Linked DNA regions of Homo sapiens: region 1 is linked to region 2. The links are chromatin loops, found by intact Hi-C in ENCODE. Cell type or tissue: natural killer cell. All regions are shown on one strand. Links, peaks and the distances in the headings refer to the core of each region. The heading gives the core; the rest is flanking DNA.

The links. A loop is a pair of places that touch in the nucleus more often than their neighbours do. Peaks named below come from ENCODE experiments on the same cell type or tissue, not always from the same donor. Only the 100,000 strongest peaks of a DNase experiment are listed, where the experiment ranks them.
Region 1: it touches region 2 in a loop (2.7-fold over the local background); 2 of 110 quality-filtered maps call a loop at or near these places.

Annotation. Positions count from the first base shown.
Region 1 is chr10:119,130,471-119,133,377 of GRCh38, reverse strand. It overlaps DENND10 (DENN domain containing 10), which reads right to left. Exons shown (of 9, transcript NM_207009.4): 8 at 769-863. Among named protein-coding and RNA genes, the nearest start is that of DENND10, 28 kb to the right of the region's middle. In natural killer cell, for the core only: no CTCF peak of the experiment used is centred there; a DNase peak (open chromatin) is centred at 1,387; H3K4me3 peaks cover 751 bases; H3K27ac peaks cover 2,259 bases.
Region 2 is chr10:119,305,282-119,308,188 of GRCh38, reverse strand. The region is part of intron 1 of GRK5 (G protein-coupled receptor kinase 5); the gene reads right to left. Among named protein-coding and RNA genes, the nearest start is that of GRK5-AS1, 33 kb to the left of the region's middle. RefSeq lists enhancers at 1,533-1,632, 2,043-2,122. In natural killer cell, for the core only: a CTCF peak has its summit at 1,386; DNase peaks (open chromatin) are centred at 1,398 and 1,908; H3K4me3 peaks cover 313 bases; H3K27ac peaks cover 1,886 bases.

The sequences.
Region 1 (2,907 bases), core at 243-2,742, 170 kb after region 2:
GCCCCCGTACCCCCAGGTAGGACAGGTGCAGATGGGAGACAGTCCTTCTGGGCCCTCCAGCCCCAGGTTATGAGTCAGGCATCTAGATAAGGCAACGCTGGAAGTGTATCCTTCAGGAGAGGAGCAAGGAGCTGGGAACAGGCCAAATGCAAGGAGCTGGGCGGGCTGCAGGCCACCACGTGGAAAGCACAAGAAATAAAACCCATTTGCCATCCCAGTTTGGCAAGGGCAGAGCAGGTGCCCACTGGGCCACATGGACGCTGGTCAGCATGCCAGGTAGACACCAGCAAGGAGCTGGCTCTGCGGCATGTGGCAACAGTCACTAAGTGGGACAGGAGTCTGACTGCATGATTTCTGTTGTCCTGGAGACAAGCAAAGCAAAATTTTGACAATCTAGTTCCCCATGCTCAGCAACAACCTCCCCTTTATAATTTGTTCCTCCAGGGAAATTCTCCTAGGAAGAAAGAATGCACTGGCTGGCCCAGAAAAGCCTTCCAGACCACTTGGTAGTTACATTTCTCATTGCCAGCGGTCGGTGTCAGCACCAGCCCCTGTGTATACCTGCCCTCGAGCCCAGTAACTAACTAGATCAGGCCAGCCTGCACCTGCTTGTCCATCATCACTGTGGCCGTCTGTAAACCCTCTCTAAGCACCTGCCCGCTGGCCTCTACCACAGCCCCCCACTCTGCTTATGTGCACAGCTCTGCCGCACACCACCCAGCGACACCGGGTCAGGACTTTCAGTAAGTCAGAAGGTGAGGGAGTTACCTGTATAACGTGGCTCTCTGATTTCTCTGGATCTTCTGCAGACTGAACAATTAGCTGACCCATTTCTTTGTGCAGTTTGCCCATTGCCATGGCCTCTGGTGAGATCAAGAAGGTGAATATTTAGAAATCGACATAAAAAATAATCATGCCATCTATCTGAAAACTTGGAAGACCACACTGAGGGAATTTTCAAAAAGCAGCTGATAACCTCCCACATGTCCATTTTATCACTAGACACAAATATGACAACATGCTGGGAGGAAAGGCATAATATAATCGTGATTTATACTTCTGGGCAAACATAAAAACACATCACACCAAACCAGATTTCCCCTTCACACCCACCTGACCAAAATTTTTATTTTTCTTCCCAGACAAAGCATAATGAACAATTCTGACTACAACTAAGTCATGACTATAAGCCAAGAGTCTGACGTTCTAGTCCAGCTCTTTACAGTTAAGAAATGTATCTTTTTGGCGGGAATATTGTGAAAGAGGAGCTTCCTGTCAGTTCTGCAGAAGCCAGCTGGGCGCTCAATTCGTTTAGATTCTTAGAAATGAGCAAAGGAAACCACCTAAGTTAGCCTGGTTACATACATTGCTACTGTCTGCACTGAGGAGGTTAACAGAAACTTGTTTGTCACTTCAAGAGACAGACTCCATTCAACTGGTGCGGATTAGGATGAGCCCATTTTTATAGACACAGAGCAACACAGGGCAGCAGGAAGATGGCCACCCTTTCTGGTCCTAATGCTTCAGCTGCTTAAGTGGCCCTAGCCACAGCCAGTTTTCTTTCACTTTCGCTTTGCAAAAGGCAGTTATTTCGTAAAGATCTGACCCCATAGTTTGAATTTTTCATCATGAGCATGCATTATGTTTGCAATTTTAAAACGAATTAAAGGAAAGCCAGTTATGGTTCTATTAATTTGAATTTTTCAATAAAACCTCACATAATCGAATCTAACAATTCCCAATGAGTCAGCATTCAGCTGCCCCCACTTTTAGGAGAAAGATAAGTGACAAAACAAAGCTGTTAATCAGTAATCCCATCTAAAACCACTACCTGAGTAGTGCTCAACACGCATTTAAGCCAATCTTTTCTACTTTATGTAGCTGTAATTTGGGACAATTTATTTATTTATTTATTTATTTGAGACAGAGTCTTGCTTTGTCACCCAGGCTGGAGTGCAGTGGCGCGATCTCGGCTCACTGCAAGCTCTGCCTCCCGGGTTCAACTGATTCTCCTGCCTCAGCCTCCCGAGTAGCTGGGACTAGAGGCGCCTGCCACCACGCCCGGCTAATTTTTTGTATTTTTGGTAGAGACGGGGTTTCACCGTGTTAGCCAGGCTGGTCCCGATCTCCTGACCTCGTGATCCACCCGCCTTGGCCTCCCAAAGTGCTGGGATTACAGGCGTGAGCCACCATGGCCGGCCTAATTTGGAACAATTTAGAATGTCTAAGAATGCCACTCTAACACTAGTACACCCTTTCCTGATCATTAGCTCTAAGAACAGCTTCATTCCCTTATGCTTACTAAGACATGCTTCAAAAAGATTTTCCATACTGGAGTCACATTTAACCCTGTGTAGTGATAAACGCCTACATATTTTTTGATACTCCTTTCTTCAAGAGGTGGAGACATTCCTCTCTCAAGTGTTGACTAAACTTAGTGATTTGCTTCTAACAAATAGCATATGGAGGAAGTAATGGTGACTATCAAGGCAAGATTATAAAACGCACTGTGACTTCCTTTTCTCTCTCGGGTCACTCACTCCTGGGGAGCCAGCTGTCATATTGTAAGAACACTCAAGCAACCCTATGGAGAGGCCCATGGCAGAAGGAACTGAGGCCTCCTGCCAACAGCCATGCACATTGAAAGCGGATGTTCCAGCCCCAGTGGAGCCTTCAGATGACTGTGGCTCTGGGATATCGTGACTGAAACTTCCTGAGCCAAACTACCTCTACATAAGTCATTCCTGATCCGCCAAAACTGTGAGATAAATATGTGTTGTTTTAGAACATGATGGCTCACGCCTGTAACCCCAGCACTTTGAGAGGCTGAGGCCAGTGGATCACTTGAGGCTAGGAATTCGAGACCAGCCTGGCCGACATGGTGAAACCCTGTCTCAAGTAAAAATA
Region 2 (2,907 bases), core at 259-2,758:
GATAAACCCGGGCACTTATGTTCCTGCAAGGACCTGGGGAGCAGCCTTAGACCCAGCTCTGACCCTGCAGGTTCGGCCTACAAAGGCGCACTGGGCATACAGTGCAGACCCGCCATGGGTGCCCACTCCCAGGGGACCAAGGACGATGCCTGGAGAGGTGGGTGCTCAGATGGAGCCTCATAGAGGCAGGGTATAGGCTGGGGCCCCAGGTTCCCCATGACCCTTTCCCTCTGTCCTCTCCCCACCTCATTCCTGTGACACAACAGAGCAAGCTGGGGCAAGGCAGTGGGGCTTTAAAAGGCTTCCTAGAAAATGCTTCTTGAATTGTGAAATGGCCAAGGAGGGCTCTGTTGGCAAGATGAGGTTGTTACCCCTCAGAATTCAAAATCCAGTGTGTATGCAGAAAGGAGGGCTCGCCACCAGGAGACCAGAGTAGAGCATGGCTGCATGAGTTTCCTCTTGCTTCAGTAACAAGTTATTAACGGCACAAATGGAGTGCTATAGACACAAATGTATTATCCTACAGTTCTAGAAGTCAGAAGTCTGGAATCAGATTCACCGGGCTAAATCCAGGTGTCGGCAGGGCAGTGTGCCTTCTGGAGACTCCAGGGGAGAATCTACAGGCCACCTCTATTCCTTGGCTCAATTCATGGCCCTTCCTCCACCTTCAAAACCAGCAGTCGCTGGTCAGGTCTTTCTCAAGCTGCATCACTCTGAACTCCTTTTCACAGGCACAGTCCACTCTCCCTCTAATCAGGCCCACCTGATATCCCTGGATAACCTCTCCATCTCAACAGCCTTAACTTAATCACATCTGAAAAGGCCCTTTTATCAGGTAGGTAACATATTCACAAGTTGCAGGGATTCGGATACGACATCTTTAGGGGACCATGATTCAGCCTTAATCATGCAGTGATTAAGACTGCATGCTCCAGGGCCAGACTGCCTGGGTTTAAACCCAGGTATGTAATTTACTAGCTGTGTGACTCCAGGAAATTTACTCAACCTCTCTGTGCTTCAACTGGCTCCTCTGTAACCACATAGATATAGGCATCAATGAGCTGATGCACGTAAAGCATTTAGCATAGTTAAGAAAGTTCAGTGAATAAGGGCTGCAATTATCCCCTACTCTCCACCTAACTCAGAATGAATGACATCAGAGCTGAGAGGAACCTTGCTGATCACCCACGCCTGCTCCTCACTGACGGCTGGAGACACAGAGGCCCAGGGAGAAAAAGTGAGCCATCAAGGTCACACAGCATTTTTTTAGGCAACCCCCAGTACCCTATAACCATACCTAGTACAGACGAGCCCAAAGAAGCATCCCCCATGTCTCCCCAGTGCCCTGCACCCAGTAGACGCTAGAGGACACTGCACCCAGTGAGTCACCTGGAGGGAGAAGAGGGGAAGTGCTCCCCAGCAGAATGTCTGCAGGAAACACCTGCAGGTGCAGCGGCCCCGGCCAGATCCTCACACCCCACCCACCAGGCTCAGGGGCTCAGGCAGACGTGACACCTCTTTCCCCAGGAGAAGTCAGCAGAACAAATCTTGACTAGGGACACCAAAATCCATATTCGGGGCCAAGAGAAGGTGCTCTGCCCCGCAAGTGTCAGCCAGGACCCCGGCTTCCTTCCCTCGCTGTGTGATCTCAGTGTGGGTTTGGACACATCCCCACTCTGGGCTTCCATTTCACATCAGAAAACAGGACCTGGAATGGCTCAGTGGCTCTCAATCTGCAATCATGATCCAGGAGCCCCTGACCAAGTTTCAGAAAATCCTAGAAGAAGCGCACATGCGCCCCAAGCTGAAGCACACAGGAAGCTTGCTCATCCAGGCACTGAAGTTTATCGGTGTGTGCAGTTCAGGCTGAACAGACTCACACAGAGGTGTCTGCAATCAACAAAACGGGGGAAACAGTGACTCACCTCACACAGATGGCCTGTTAGCGGGCAAATTTCTCCACAAAAGGCGACAAGAATCACCACGGGTCCTTGGCAGAGCCTCAACTAGACTCTGCTGTTTCCAACCAGAGAGGACTGACTCATCCAAAAGGCTCCCCCCTCCCCCAAATCCAGCCCAGGCGGGCACTGCCCCAGTGGTTCAACTCCCTCACCATCACACAGTCCTCCAGCTGACACCCAGGACTCCCAGGGAGGCCTTCCAAGGGCTCAACACGGAGCCTTTCCATGGTCTCAGGGGTGGCTGAGAGCAGAGATACCGGAAGTACAGTGGTCAGGCCGTCACCTGCTTCCTCACTGGGAGTTATTTTCTGCCTCAGGGCCTTTGCATATGTCATTTCCTCTGCTAGATACACATTTCCAGAATCACTTTTTTGCAATGAAACATTTCAAGCTTACAGAATGGGAACAAAATTTCTTTAAACCTGCATACCCACAGGTTTTGTCAAAATAATTCCTCCATCCACTCTCCTGTTGAGAGACACGTAGGTTAGGTCTTCCAGGTTTTTACCTCTCAAATGACGTTGCTCTGGGCACTTACACGTGTCTCCCGGGGAGTGGCACTTTATTGCTGCCCCTACTTCACCCGGCCAAGTCCTCAGGTCTTAGGGTCTTGTCCTTCCCTGATCATCCCCAATCAATCAATCCAAGTCATACCCACACAGCTCTCTCCCACCACTCCTCAGTCAGTGTCTGGCTTTGAAAAAGCAGCTATCAAAATTTGTCAGCAAATTTTCACTTATGCCTTTATGGGGCTTCCACCCAAGAGGACAGAGACCACGTCCATTTTGCTCATCAGTGCCTAGGACATGTGCCTGGCACACAGCAGACCTCTGACATGTCTGTGAACGAGTGAATGCTTGAATAAGTGAGTGAGCAGAGGTGTCACCCCAGAAGCAGGTCATGTTGAGCCCATCTTCCCCCAGGTCTCTGAGACACACCTGACATG